2 separate regions of the Homo sapiens genome follow, and region 1 is linked to region 2. The links are chromatin loops, found by intact Hi-C in ENCODE. Cell type or tissue: natural killer cell. All regions are shown on one strand. Region 1 overlaps USP24 (ubiquitin specific peptidase 24). Region 2 overlaps USP24 (ubiquitin specific peptidase 24).

What was found. Hi-C counts contacts between places; a loop is a spot of excess contacts. Peaks named below come from ENCODE experiments on the same cell type or tissue, not always from the same donor. Only the 100,000 strongest peaks of a DNase experiment are listed, where the experiment ranks them.
Region 1: it touches region 2 in a loop (3.0-fold over the local background); 1 of 110 quality-filtered maps calls a loop at or near these places.

The regions. Positions count from the first base shown.
Region 1 is chr1:55,124,027-55,132,026 of GRCh38, forward strand. USP24 (ubiquitin specific peptidase 24) reads right to left here. Exons shown (of 68, transcript NM_015306.3): 32 at 5,451-5,548; 33 at 1,637-1,732; 34 at 1,294-1,522; 35 at 443-602. Among named protein-coding and RNA genes, the nearest start is that of USP24, 87 kb to the right of the region's middle. In natural killer cell, no CTCF peak of the experiment used is centred here; DNase peaks (open chromatin) are centred at 4,135 and 4,675; H3K27ac peaks cover 2,664 bases.
Region 2 is chr1:55,182,644-55,190,643 of GRCh38, forward strand. The region is part of intron 1 of USP24 (ubiquitin specific peptidase 24); the gene reads right to left. Among named protein-coding and RNA genes, the nearest start is that of USP24, 29 kb to the right of the region's middle. In natural killer cell, no CTCF peak of the experiment used is centred here; no DNase peak of the experiment used is centred here.

The sequences.
Region 1 (8,000 bases), 59 kb before region 2:
GGTATTTCTAAAATAGAGATTGAGCAGGAAGACCAAATAAAGCTGGGAAATAAAGCTATATTTTAAAGAGGCCTAATGAAAAATAACCTGGCAAACCAAGAAAAGAACTGTTTTCCAGGACTGAATTCTAAATGAATTTGTATTATTGCCACAATGATTGGTTTCATGACACTTTTATACTCAGCTAAGCTAAAAACTGTTGATTTGGTTTCTTCACTTACTCTATGTGTTTATAAATATTTTTCTTCTTAAGTGAAATATGACATACATATAGGAACATACATAAATACTAAGTGTATACAGAGCTTGATGAATTTTTACTCATGCTCACAAGCAAGAGAAGAGGGTCTCCCATTTTTGTGACTCTGGCAAACCTACACACAGAATTCTTATGGTTATTTCTTACCCAGTGTTCTCATTACTGTCTCTTTTTAATCAGTACCTGAACTGCTGAGTCTGTTTCGAATTCCAGCAGGACACAGGGAATTACTTTCTTTAATTGGCTGGCTACTCCCAACAAGATCAAGCCGTCCTGCAGCCGCAGCCCATGACAATCTCATGAAGCAAGCCACAGTAGAAGTGAAATCACTTACTTCCATTGTCTAAAGAATGGAACAAGTATTATGAGAAAGAGCAATACTTGAACACATGCCCTGACATGTACAACCTTCTTACAGGTCTCAGTTTCATACGCCTCCTTTCCCTCCAAGGTCATCCAGAAAGATGGCCTTTCTCAAGCTGCCATCCTGCTCAAGGGCTTTCAATCTCTCTTTTTTATCTGTAAAACAGATTGATCTTCATGCTGTGGCTTCAAAATACGCTTTACCAATTTTTTCACTTTCCCCCTTTCCCACATACTATGACCTCATGACCTCCCATAAGCTCTGGTATTGTCTCTAGTTTGCACATGTGCTCCCTTTTGCTTGAACAAGTCTCCTTTCTCCAACTTTCTAAGTACTTATCTCTGTATATCTAATCCTCATCTGTTCTTCAAGGCCTAGCTCAAATGCCATCTATAACATAAAATCACCCATCACAGCCACAGGTGAAGGAAATTATTCTGCCTCCTTTGAAGACACACAGAATGCTTTGTCTTGTAGTTTTACAACACTTGATACTTTCTACCTGGAATTATAGTTATTTCTACCCTAGCGATCTCTTTTTAAGTCACCATAAATTTCTTGAAGGCAATATTCATGTCTTAATCATTTTTATATCCCCATAGCACCTCTTCCTAAACAGGACATTCTGAATAAGAGGGACTAAAATGTCTTGAATACACAAATCACTTACTTGTATTGCAACTCGAGCAGCAGGGATGATTTCCTCAACCCTAATAGAAGACCTATCAGACACGGACAACTGTCGGTAGGATGACTTTTCTGGGGTACCACATAAGGACATCTGTCTGCTTGTCTGCCGGCTGACATTTCGGAATGGGCGGGAAGAAAGTGCTTCTATACCATCTTTGGTGAGGTCTTCATCTAATAACGTGGGCATTGTTTGTCCGACAAGTAAAAATCTTAAAAAGAAACAGCTAGACTTATTCTGAGTCCATTCATACTATTTAAAAACATGATTTGCGAAGAAAAAGTCAAGTATTGCCTGGTAAGACTAATGCAATATATTTACATACCTTGCAAGCTGTAGACAGATGGAATAAACACCCTGCCTTGTTTCATAGTCTACTTCTGATGGGATGGAGTCTCTCTGCATGACATTTACAACCAAACTTCAAAAAGAAGAAAAAAAGGCAGGATATTAAAGACTTCTATTTTTTTTCATTTTAAATTTTCCATAAGTAATGTAATCAGTCATCATCAATTACTTAGTTTCTACATGATTCTGTCATAAAAAGAGCCTACATATATCTATCATAATAATTTCCTATGATACCTATAAGCTTCCTAACTATTCTCCCTGCTTCTGCTCTTGACTCTCCACCTTCCAAACCTATTTTCAAAAGACCCATCAGGGTGATCCTTAGAAAATTTAACTCAGATCATGGCACTCCTCTGCACAAAATCCTTCAATGGTTTCCTATTTCCTATGCTGAAAAACAGCAGAGTCTTCACAGTAGCCTGTAAGACCCTTCATAACTTGACCTCTGGTATCTCTGCAATGTCATGTCCCAGACCTCTGTCTCATTTGAGAATGGGAAACACTGCCTCATTCACGGTGCCCCAACCACACTGGCCTCCTGTGGCCTCTGCCGGCACCAGGCAGGTCCCCACGCATGGGTGTGCGCTGGCTGCTCCTCTGAAAAGCTTTCTCCTGGGTCTCGCTCCCTTATCTCCTTCAGGTCTTTGCTAGATGTCACCCCAGCGAAGCTTTTCCTGATCACCCTACTGAAAATCATAGCCCCCGAATCCCTGCTTCCTTCTTTATTTTTCTCTACAGCTCTCCTCACCATCTGACACATACTTTTACTTATGTTAATTGTCTCCCCCTCTAGACTGTAAGCTTCATGAGGATGTGGATTTTGGTCTAATCTACTCACTGCTCTGTTCTCATTGCTTAAGAACAATATCTGGTACATGAATTAAATGACATACACAAATAAGCCAAATGTTCAATGTCTTTATTTTGACAGCCCTGTAAATGGCTGAGTGATGTGAAAGGAGTTTGTACTAAAAACACCTCTACAGTGTGGAACACAGAATAAAGCTACACATGTGTGCCACACCTTCTACGGTACTTGGGAATCCTTTTTGCCATCATTTCCCTATTTCCCATCCCCTCGACCTCCTCAAGGTCCCTACCCAGCTTCTCTGTGCCAGACCTCCCCTCAGGAATTCCTTCAACCATCCTCTGCTCATGCTTTGAGCTGGTGTCCATGCCTACCTCACCCAGAGGAAATGGTATGCCTACTTCTTTCTAGAGAAAAGCTGCTTCCAACTGCAGTACAAGTTGACCCCATCATTTACCCATTTTTCTTTTATCTTTATTCTTTTCTCCTTCATTGGTCCCTTTTAGTTAACCTATGAAGAGTCTTCCACAAGCTAAAATCAAAACAGAAAAGCCAACTTCCCCCTCAGTTTTTTTTCTAAATTATTATACTTTAAGTTTTAGGGTATATGTGCACAATGTGCAGGTTAGTTACATATGTATATATGTGCCATGCTGGTGTGCTGCACCCATTAACTCATCATTTAGCATTAGGTATATCTCCTAATGCTATCCCTCCCCACTCCCCCAACCCCACAACAGTCCCCAGAGTGTGATGTTCCCCTTCCTGTGTCCATGTGTTCTCATTGTTCAATTCCCACCTATGGGTGAGAACATGCGGTGTTTGGTTTTTTGTCCTTGCAATAGTTTACTGAGAATGATGATTTCCAATTTCATCCATGTCCCTACAAAGGACATGAACTCATCCTTTTTTATGGCTGCAGAGTATTCCATGGTGTATATGTGCCACATTTTCTTAATCCAGTCTATCATTGTTGGACATTTGGATTGGTTCCAAGTCTTTGCTATTGTGAATAGTGCCGCAATAAACATACGTGTGCATGTGTCTTTATAGCAGCATGATTTATAGTCCTTTGGGTATATACCCAGTAAAGGGATGGCTGGGTCAAATGGTATTTCTAGTTCTAGATCCCTGAGGAATCGTCACACTGATTTCCACAGTGGTTGAACTAGTTTACAGTCCCACCAACAGTGTAAAAGTGTTCCTATTTCTCCACATCCTCTCCAGCACCTGTTGTTTCCTGACTTTTTAATAATTGCCATTCTAACTGGTGTTAGATGGTATCTCATTGTGGTTTTGATTTGCATTTCTCTGATGACCACCCTCAGTTATTTCTGTCTTCAATTTACTATCACCCCTTTTTTCTTACTCATCTGAAAGGAGAGATCTCTATGCCCTGACGCTACCTTCCTGCCTTACACTTGCCACTCAGCTCTGACAGCTGGATTATGTCCTCATGGTTTTACTCACACGCTCCCAAATCTCTCATGCCATTCTCCACTTTTCTAACAAGCACCCTATCCAATCCATACCATCTACTTCACATGACTCAGAAGGACCTTGTATACAAACAAACTTATTTCTCTTGCTTTCCTTTGTTCGTTCCATCTCTCTGTGTTTATTTCTCATACTGACTAATGACTCACCATTTCCCCACTCTACCAAGCTAGAAACCACAGGGCCATTTTATAAATGTCCCCACCCTCTACCTAGTCATAAATGTCATTCTGTCACTGCCCTTCATCTCCTCTCTGGATACTGTCAGCTCTCAGTCTACCCTTCCTCCAGTCTCTCCCACTTCCCTTCATCCTCTTCACTGCTGCCAGAGTAATTGTTTCAGGTAATTCTCGGCTTAGTAACTGCCTGTTTTTTCATGGACTACAAGACAACACTCGTATTCCCCAATGAGACCCTTCTTGACATGTTTCTCTCCTTCATCCTTTGCTTGAACACCAGGCAACTGAGGTTCCCAAGACAGGCGATGCGTCTTCATGCTCTCACTCACCCTTCCTTCCATTCCAGCTTGGAGTGCCCCTTCCCTCCTTATTTACCTAGAGGATTTCTAGGTAAATAATTTCCCAATTCCTAGCTCAACAGTCATTTTCTGTGAATAATTTCCTAACCTTATGACCCTAAGCAAATTCAACCAATGTAACCACTACTTTCTCACCCCTCCTCCTCACAAGTACTTTTTATATATGCCTCTGCTTTAATACCTTTTTTTTTTTTTTTTTTTTGAGACAGGATCTTGTTCCGTTGCCAGGGTGGAGTGCACTGGTGCTATTACTGCTCACTGCAACTTCCACCTCCCGGGCTCAAGTGATCCTCCCACCTCAGTGTCCCAAGTAGTTAGGACTACAAGTGCATGTCATCACACTCAACTATTTTTTTATTTTTATTTTTAGTAGACATGAGGTCTCACTATGTCGCCCCGTACGATCTCAAACTCTTGGGCTCAAGCAATCCTCCTGCCTCAGCCCCTGAAAGTGTTGGGATTACAGGCATGAACCACCATGCCTGCCCTGTTTTAATACTTATAATATAGTTACCTAGCTGTTTGTTATTCTTTGTTAAACCATCAGCTGCCTCTCAAAGGCAGAGATAATATCTAATTTATCTTTGCATCCCCAGCACTAATACCTTGCACAATATGGATTTACAGCGATAAAATTCACCTTATTTCAAACTGACATGAGACACAAAAGAAACAGATACAGCCTCCTGGCTTCTACTCTTCTTGAAAATTTCCCCCACTACCAGAGGGGAAAGAGACATGCTTCCATACGTTTTTCAAATAATCAGAAGTTATAAAATGATTTAAAATATTTTAAAGGACTGAAACATCATTCCTTCTTATAATAACTCTCACAATGAGTCATATGATACCTTGTAGGAATAAGCAAGACTTTGCAGGGGAAATTAACTAAAATAACTATATTCATTTTCGGCAACTCATGTAACATTACATTGAAACTCTAACCTCAAACCGCCAGCTTTGAGGAAGTTTTCACAGAAGGATTTGGCACAGCTTCTGGCCATGTCATCATCAGCTGTTGGCATGAGTTTGGAGCTTAGAACCTAGGGAACAGATAAGCACAATTATTCATCCACACATTTTCAGCAGAAATTACTCCTTTACTAAATAAAACATTCAGACAACTTGAGTTAGAATCTCTTTAAATGTTGCACACTGTTTTTCCCCCAGAAATATGTAGAAGCTGATGTTTCACGATAAAATAATCACATTTTCCCTATTCTATTTACTTTGGAAGAAAAATCTTTCCGTTCTAGAGAAAGCTGGTGTGTTCTTTTCATGAAACTGGCAAACATGAAAGTCTCAGACCCTCAGGCTTAGATAAGAACAGATAATTTCATGTGATATGCTAGATATATTCTTTAGAAAGATATACACCAAAGTTTTATAAAACAGCCCATATATTAAAAATGCAAGATGAGTTTCCCAACAATAACTCTAACTCCTATTTATTGAACATCTACAATGTATCAGGCATATGTATTTTACTTTATAGGTGAGGGAACTGAGACCTGAAAGGTTAAGTAGGTTAAGTGACTGCCCACCCAAGGTCACGTGGTTAGAATTCAAATCCAGATGTGTCTCATTCTAACACTCATGCCCTTCTATGACACCGCAATGCCTACACCTAAAGTGGAGTTCAACTGAATACTTTGGTTGGGCAGAATTTCACATAAATAACCATACTATAGCCAAGACTACAAATCTAGTTCACATTCTAGTTTTACCTAGCTGAGAGACCTTAGGCATACAATGCTCCCTTTTGTCCTAGTTTTCTCATCACTAAGTGAACATAGTAGTTGCCTTTACAGGAAGATTGAAGGATTAAATACTACAGCACAAGCTTTAAGGTGCTTAGTATAAGCATCAGCACAAAACAAGTACTCAGTAAACAACTGCTTATTAAGTTATGATTTAAAAATAAAGACTCTCATTGCCTCAGTCTTAAACTAGATGTAGTTCAAGATCATTTTCTAGTCTTAAAAAATCTGCTTCTATGAACCCATGAGTTTTATGAGTTTAGAACTTAATGTGGGATTTTGTTAAAGATGCCTTCTTCCTAGGTTGCTCTGGAGAAACAGGTCCACCAACCTGGGATAATGAGCATTACATGGGAGAAAAGGAACCTGTGCTCTTCTAAGCCTTTCAAATATATATAGCTCTTCGTCTACATGGACACTCTGACCCCAGCTGCCTCATGCTTAATGGACAACAATTTAGTGAACTGACAGGTTTCCTCAAAGACAAGGAAATATTCACTTTGAAGTTTCCTAGCAGGTAAATAAAAGTTAATGAACAAATTGCAAAGAAATTAACCTTTTAGCTGACAGCAAAATAAAAGCTTTTGGGAGTGTTAGGTTTCCAACTATTTTGTGTACCTAAAGCAAAACAAAAAATATCAAAGGAATTCACACCTACTCAGAAGTCTTAAAATGATACCAGAGGTATTTTACCACTGCAGTGCTATGGCTCTAAGATAATGGAATTTAGATAGTTGATGACAAGCTAGACCCATTGTTGGACCATTCTGTTTTTCTATTAAATATAGGTGTTTAAAATTACACTTGAACTTTTTGGAGATAATCATTCAAAAACAAATGACAGATCTGGCAGGAATCACAAGATGCAAATTCTTTAGGCTTAAATGGGCTAAAAATTCCTAGGCAATTTTCTGTTTTGGAAATACTGCATATATTTTATTTTTTGACATCTGTTTATTAAACAGGGTGAACATTAAGTTAGTATTTTCATTTTGAATAAGCCTCCTCAGTATGCACGAAAATGTAAAATATAATCTAAATAGAAAGCACTTTGGTACTCCATGCTGTTGTTATAACTTAATACTACACTGAATGCTACTACATTTCATAAAGTTAATTCTTAAACACAAGGATGACTCAACCTCAAACGTGGTTTCCATGCTGAATACTGCATATGTTTTTAAATGTCCATATAAATAAGGACATACTTAATTTTTAAAATATTTGCTAAATATTTTTTCTTTTTAGACCAACATGTCTTTTCACAGGAATGATTAAGGCAAATATGAAATGTCATCACACCTTGAAGCAGTAAGATATTGCTTGTATGAAAAGTTATCACATCATACAAGCAACAAGTGGAGTGGGAAAATGAAGGACTATAATTATATGCTCCCAATCAGATTGTCACATGAAATGAAACTTGGAAAAAATGCAGGTACCCTCTTAAAATTTTTGACTTTTGTGTACTTAAGATACATGATATAATAATTAAGACTGCTTAGGCACTGATATGGATTCTATTCTTTAGTGCCTGGATATAACTTCCTAAGACAAAGCAAAATCATTCAGGGCTTTATTTTCTTCAGACCAAGAGTGGTATGAGGGTCTGACCTATTACTCTCCAAGAGCAGAACTGATTTCAGTTGGTCACTTTCCCATAGTGCTTTGTTTACACTCTGCCATCCAGACTCAGTATATCCAGCTTCCATATGTCTTACTCATAAGATCTTGG
Region 2 (8,000 bases):
CTCACTTCTTTGATATTCCCACCAAAAATGTATAACCTGAATCTAATAATGAGAAAACCCGAAATGAAAAACAGTCTTTTATTTTTTTTGAGACAGAGCCTCACTTTGTCACCCAGGCTGGAGTGCAGTGGCACCATCTTGGCTCACTGCAGCCTCCATCTCCTGGGTTCAAGCAATTCTCATGCCTCACCCTCCCGAGTAGCTGGGACTACAAGCGCATACCACCATGTCCAGCTCATTTTTGTATTTTTAGTAGAGAGAGACAGGGTTTCGCCATGTTGGTCAGGCTGGTCTTGAACTCCTGACCGCAAGTGATCTGCCCGCCTGGGCCTCCCAAAGTGCTGGGATTACAGGTGTGAGCCACCGTGCCTGGCCAAAAAACAGTCTAAAAATGGTCTAGCCTCTATTCCTAAAAAATGCCAGAGTCACCAAAGACAAGTACACTAGACAAATACGACAACCAAAAACAACATGGTATCCTGGACTGGATCTTGAAACAGAAATTATTATGTGTTTTATTTTACATTTTAGCTTCAAAGGATTTAGTACTGGATCAATGTTAATTTCCTGGTTTTGATAAATATACTAAGGTTAAGAGAATATCCTCATTTTTAGGAAGTATATAAGGGTAAAGGGGCATGGTGTCTGTAATTCATTCTCAAACAGTTCAGGAACAACAAAATACATACACATTTTATACACACATGCACATTATATATGTCTGTATATCTAAATACATACATAGAGAGAGAAATAAAGCAAATGTGATAAAATGTTAATATTTAAAGAACCTGAGTAAAGGTTACTTCTCTGTAAATGTAAGATATTAATTGTAATCCCCAGGACAACCATGAAGAAAATAAAAATGTATATTGAGAAAGAAACAAGGGAATTAAAATGATACACCAGAAAATATGTATTTAATATAAAACACAGGAGTAATGGACGATTAGAGGAACAAAAAGATGTAAGAGATAAGAAAACAAAGAGCAAAGCGGCAAATGTAAATCCTGTCTTACCAGTAATTACATTAAATGCAAATGGACAATAATTAAAAGGCAGAGGTTTGCAGAATGAATTTTTAAAATATATTATACAACCATATGCTGTCTACATCAAACACAATTTAGACAAAGATACAGAGACTGAAATAAAAGGATGTAAAAAGATATCATACACACATACAGGAGCTGGAATGGCTATATTAGACAGAACAGACGTTAAGGCAAGAAATGAAACTAAGACACTTCATAATAAAAAGGTCAATACAACAGGAAGATAAAATGATGAAAAAATATATACCCTAAAAGCAATAACCAAAGAGAGCAGGGGTGACTACAATAACATTGGGGGGGAAAAAAGGACACTGAAAAGCTGTTACTAGAGACAAGAAAGGCTGTTCTTTTTCCCCACTGTTTTGGGGGTTTTTTTGAGACAGGGTCTGGCTCTGTCACCCAGGCTGGAGTGCAGTGGCGTAATCTCAGCTCACTGCAACCTCTGTGTCCCAGGCTCAAATGATCCTTCCACCTCAGCCTCCCAAGTGGCTGAGATTACAGGCACACACCACCACGTCTGGCTAATTTTTGTATTTTTTATAGAGATGGGGTTTTGCCATGTTGCCGAGGCTGGTCTCAAACTCCTGAGCTCAAGCAATCCACCTGCCTCAGCCTCCCAAAGTGCTGGAATTATAGGCACGAGCCACCACACCCAGCCAGGAAAGGTTATTTTGTAATGATAAAAGGTTAATCCATCAGGAAGATATAACAATTATAAACACATAAGCATCTAACAACAGAGATCTAAAACACAGAAAGCAAAAATTAACAGAATTAAAGAGAGAAATACACCAACAATAATAGTTGGAGACTTCAATACCTCAGAATTAGGCAAAAGATCAACAAGAAAATAGAATACTCAAACAACACTATAAACCAAATAGACCTAAAACACATTTACAGAACTCTCCACCCAATTACAGTAAAATACAGATTCTCCTCAAGTGCGCATGAAATATTCTCCAAGATAGAGCATATGTTAGGTTGTAAAACAGGCCTCAACAATTTAAAAGAAGTGAAATCATACCAAATATGTTGTCTGACTGCAATGGAATTAAAAATCAACAGAAGGAAATATGGAAAATTCAAAAATATGTGAAAATTAAACAACACATTCCTTAATCACCAATGGCACAAACAAGAAATCACAAGATAGGTAAGAACGCGCTTTGAGACGAATGAAAATTAAAATATAATATAAAACTTTTGGGTACAGCAAAAGCAGTGATTAAAGGGAAATTTGTTTGTTTTGGGATTTTTATTTTTATTTTTTTTTTGACATGGGGTCTTGTTCTGCTGCCTAGGCTTGAATGCAGTGGCACAATCACAGCCCACTGCAGCCTTGACCTCCAGGGCTCAAGGGATCCTCCCACTTCCCAGCTCCCCAGCAGCTGGGACTACTGCTGCATACCACCATGCCTGACTATGTTTTGTTTTAGAAATAGGGTTTTGTTTTGTTGCTCAGGCTGATCTCGAACTCCTAGGTTCAAGCGATTCTCCCATGTCAGCCTCCTAAAGTGCTGGGATTACAGGTGTGAGCCAACATATCTGGTCACAAGAGGGAAATTTTTTACTGGTAATGCCTATATTACAAAGGAAGAAAGATTTCAAATCAACAACATAACCTCCCACTTTCAGAAACATGAAAAGCAAGAATAAACTAAACCCAAAGCAAGCAGAAGGAAACAGAAAAGATCAGAGTAGAAATAAATAAATTTAAAAATATATAATAAATAAAACCAAAAGTTGGTTCTTTGAAAAAATTTAAAAAAAAGGGACAAACCTTCAACTAGACTGACAAAGAGAAAAAGAAAGAGGATTCAAATTTAATAATAAGAATGAAAGAAAAAACATCACTACTTTTTATTTTATTTATTTTTGAGACAGAGTCTTGCTCTGTCATCCAGGCTGGAGTGCAAAGGCACAATCATGGCTGACTGCAGCCTTGACCTTCTAGGCTCAAGCAAACCTCCCATTTCAGCCTCCTGAGTAGCTGGGACCACAGAAGCACACCACCATACCTGGTTCATCTTTCTGATTTTTTTTTTTTTGTAGAGACAGGGACTCACTATGTTGTCCAGCCTGTTCTCACACTCTTGGGCTCAAGTGAACCTCCCAGCTCAGGCTTCCAAAGTTCTGGGATCACAGGTGTGAGCCACCTCGCCAGGCCAAGAAAACATTACCACTGACCTTACAGAAATAAATATGGTAAGATATACTACTAACAAATGTATGCTAACAAATTAGATAACCCAGGTAAAATGAACATTTCCTAGAAAAGCATAAACCACCAAAACTGACTCAAGAAGAAACAGAAAATCTGAAGACCTGTACCAAGTAAAAAGAATGACTTGTAATCAAGAACTTCCCACAAAGGAAAGCCCAGGACCAGATGGCATCACCAGTGAATTATACAAAACGTTTAAAGAACTAACATCAATCCTTCAGTCTTCCAAAAAATAGAAAAGCAAGGAACATTTCCCAACTTATTTTATGAGGCAAGTATTACCCTGATATTAAAAATGGACAAGGAAATTTCACATCTATTAGTATGGTTATTATAAAAAATATAGAAAAAAATGTTGGTAAGGATGTGGGGAAACTGGAACTTTTGTACACTGCTGATAAGAGTATAAAACTGTGCACCTACAATGAATAACACTATGGAGGTTTCTCAAAAACTTAAATGGAACTACCATGTGATTGAGCAACTCTACTGGATACACACATACCAAAAAACTGAAAGAAGAGGCTTGAGCAGATATTTGTACACCCATGTTCATAACCGAATTATTCACAATAGCCAAAAGGTGGAAGCAACCCAAGTGTCCATCAACAAATGAATAAACAAAATATGATATAAACATACCATGGATTATCCAAACTTTAAGAAAATGTGTTTATGATACATGTTACAACATGGAAGATCTTGAAGATATTATGCCAAGTGAAATAAGCCAATCACAGAAAAACAAATATTATATGATTCCACTTATATGAAAGTACTTAGAGTAGTCAAATTCACAGATGAAGAAAGCAGAATGTTGGTTGCCAAGGGCTGGGTGCAGGGGGGAATAGGGAGTTAGTATGTAATGGGTACAGAGTTTCAGCTGGGGAAGATGAAGTAGTTCTGAAGATGGATGGGACTGATGGATGCAGAACAATTAAATGTACTTAATGCCACAGAACTGTACACTTAAAAATGAATAAAATGGTAAATTTTATGTTATGTATATATTATCACACTTTAAAATAATATACAAAGATACACACACCAAACCAATATCCCTAGGAATAGTGACACAAAAATCCTTAACAATAAACCAGTAAACCAAATCCACACATATATTAAAAAGATCCTAAACCATGACCAAGTGGCACTTATCTCAGGAATCAAGGTAGGTTTAGTATACAAAAAAACAAACAAACAAAAAACCAATCAATATAATAACACCATAGTAACAGAATAAAGGACATAAAAAATCACGAGATCATCTCAAGTGAAGCAGGAAAAAACTTCACAAAATGTAACACCATTCCATGATTTTAAAACAACGACAAAACACTCAACAAACTAGAAATAAAGGGGAACTTCCTCAACTTGATTAAAGGCATCTACAAAAACACCTACAGTGAACATCATATTTAACTGTGAAATACTGAATGCTTTTCTCTAGATCAGGAATGAGACAAAGATGTCTGCTCTCACAGCTTCCATTCAACACTGCACTGGAGTGTCTAGTCAAGGCAATTAGGCAAAGAAAAAATAAAAGGCATTCAGATTAAAGAGGATGAAATAAAACTACTTCTATTCACTGATGCCATAATTTTGCACAGAGAAAATCCTAAGGAATTCACCAAAATAAATACCAGAATAAATGAGTTCAGCAAGGCTGCAGAATACAGTATCAATATACTGTATTTCTATACACTAACAACTGTATTTCTATACACTAACAATGGGTAATCCTAAAATAAAGAGAATAATTTCATTTACAATAACATTAAAAAGAATAAAATACTTAGGAAGTGCAAGACTTGTACACTGAAAACTACAAAGCATCATTGAAGGAAATTATAAGAACTAAATAAACAAAAAGACATCCTATGTTCATAGATTGGAACTTAAAACTGTTAAGATAACAATATTCCCCAAATTGGTCTACAAATTGAACACAATCCGCATCAAAATTCCAGCTAGTTTCTTTGCAAAAAACGACAATCTAACTTTAAAATTTACAAGGAACCCTGAATAGTCAAAACAACAAAGTTCAAGAATTCACATTTCCCATTTTCAAAACTTACTACAGCGCTATAGTAATCAAGACAATCTGGTACTGGCATAATGAATCAATGGAATATAATGGAGATTTCATAAATAATACCTGGTATTTATGGTCAATTAATTTTTCAGCAAGAGTCACGAGACAACTTAATCTTTCACAAAGACAAAAAAGTAATCCAATGGAGGAAGGACAGTCTTTTCAACAAATGGTGCTGAGACAACTGAATATACACAAGCAAAAGAATGAAATGACCCCACCTCAAGCCACATACAAAAACTAACTCAATGTAACGCAAGACTAAATATTCATGACCTTGGATTAGGTAATTATTTCTTGGAAAAGCAAAAGCAACAAAGAAAAAATAAACTTCATCAAAAATAAAAATTTTTGTGCATCAAAAGTCACCATTAAGAAAGTGAAAAAAAGAATCTACAGAATGAGAAACAGTATTTGCAAATCATAGATCTGATAAAAGATTTGCATATAGAATACAAAAAAAAAACCTTACAACTCAATAAAAAGACAAATAACCTAATAAAAAATGGGCAAAAGATTTGAATAAATGTTTCTCCAAAAAAGATACAAGCGGTTCACAAAAAGATGCTAAGCATCTTCAGGAAAATGCAAATCAAAACCACAAAATACCACTTCACACCTACTAGGATGGCCAAAATTTAAAAAGACAGGAAAGAAGCCGGGCATGGTGGGTCACACCTGTAATCCCAGCACTTTGGGAGGCTGAGGCAGGTGGATTGCCTGAGATCAGGAGTTCGAGACCAGCCTGTCCAACATAGTGAAACCCCGTCTCTACTAAAAATATAAAAAATTAGCTGGGTGTGGTGGTGGGCACCTGTAATCCCAGCTACTAGGGAGGCTGAGGTAGGAGGATTGCTTGAACCTGGGAGGCGGAGGTTGTGGTGAGCAGAGATCGCGCCACCCATTGCACTCCAGCCTGGACAACAAGAGCAAAACTCCATCTCAAAAAAAAAAAAAAAAAAAAAAAAAAAAAAAGACAGGAAATAACAAGTATTGGTGAGAATGTGAAGCAATTGGAAACTTCACACACTGCTGATTGATTATAAAATGGGGCCACCGCTTTCCAAGACAGTTTGGCAGTTCCTCAAAGGTTACTAAGTTTCCACTTGACATAACAATTCCATTCATACAAATATTCATAAGAGAAATGGAAACATATGTCCACATAAAACACGTATACATGAGTGTTCGTGGCAGCATTGTTGCTAACAACCAAAAGGTTTGGAAATTATCCAAATGTCCATTAGAAAGAATGAATGAACAATCCATTTTATGTCCATGTGTTATATCCATACAATGAAGTATTTTTTAGCTCTAAAAATGATCAAAATACTGACAAGTTACAGTATTTTGAATGAACATAGTGAGTTGAATGAATTTCCACAAAAATAAGTTCTGAAGTTCAGTTCTCAATGAACTCCAAAAATATACTAAGTGAAAGAAGCCAGACATAAAAGGCCGCATATTGTATCATTCTGTTTATATGAAATGTTCACAATAGGCAAATCCATAGACACAGAAAGTAGACTGGTGGTTGCCACAGGATGGCAGGAGATAGAAAAAGACAGCATGAGGTTTCTTTTGGAGGTGATGAAAATATTCTCAAAATAAATGGTGGTGATGGTTGCACAATTCTGAATGCACACTTTAAAACGGTGAACTTTATAGTATAAGAATTCTTTCTCAATAAAGCTGTTATTTAAAAGACTTGATTAACAAAAATGAGTTCAATGATTATAGTCACTAAAGAAAGTGGGTATATATCTAAGAACTGCAAAACACAGAGTTGTACCTAATCTGTAATAAAAATCTAACACATATGGCAATTAGCTTTAAAACAGCAATTAAAAAATATTATTATATAAGGCCAGGCACGGTGACTCATGCCTGTAATCCCAGCACTTTGGGAGGCTGAGGGAGGATCACTTGAGGTCAGGAGTTTGAGACCAGCCTGACCAACATGGTGAAACCCCATCTCTACTAAAAATACAAAAATTAGCTGGGGATGGTGGAAGGCACCTGTAATCCCAGCTACTTGGGAAGCTGAGGCAGGAGAATTGCTTGGACCCAGGAGGCGGAGGTTGCGGTGAGCCAAGATTGCACCACTGCACTCTAGCCTGGGTGACAGACCAAGACTCCATCTCAAAAAAAAAAAAAAAAAAAAAGAAAGAAAGAAAATATTATTTAAGACTTGACAGGCGAAATATACCATGTTGCCTCCTAGGCAGTTAACATTCTTGGTCTTAAAACTGGAAGCAACAGCGCGTTATACACAGGGTTAAGGAATGATACAAAGCAGCACTACATTTTCAGGAGTGTGCTGCAAACACAAAGAGATAAGCAACCACAGAGGGGGATAGTATGAACCCATATTTTGGTTGGTTTGATATTTTGAGTTATCACTTTTAAGTAGAGCCTGTCCTTGGCAAAAATTACATACTGACCAAGAGAACACATACAAAGCAGCTCAGTATCGTTCTATTGCAAAATGTCATAGCTCCGAACAGACATAATGTATTGAGCTTTTAATAAGATCTTTGCAATTTAACTTACTATTTTCTCATTAGATGCCAAATCCAAATGATACAAAAGTAACCATTAATGGTCACTGATTATAAATTAA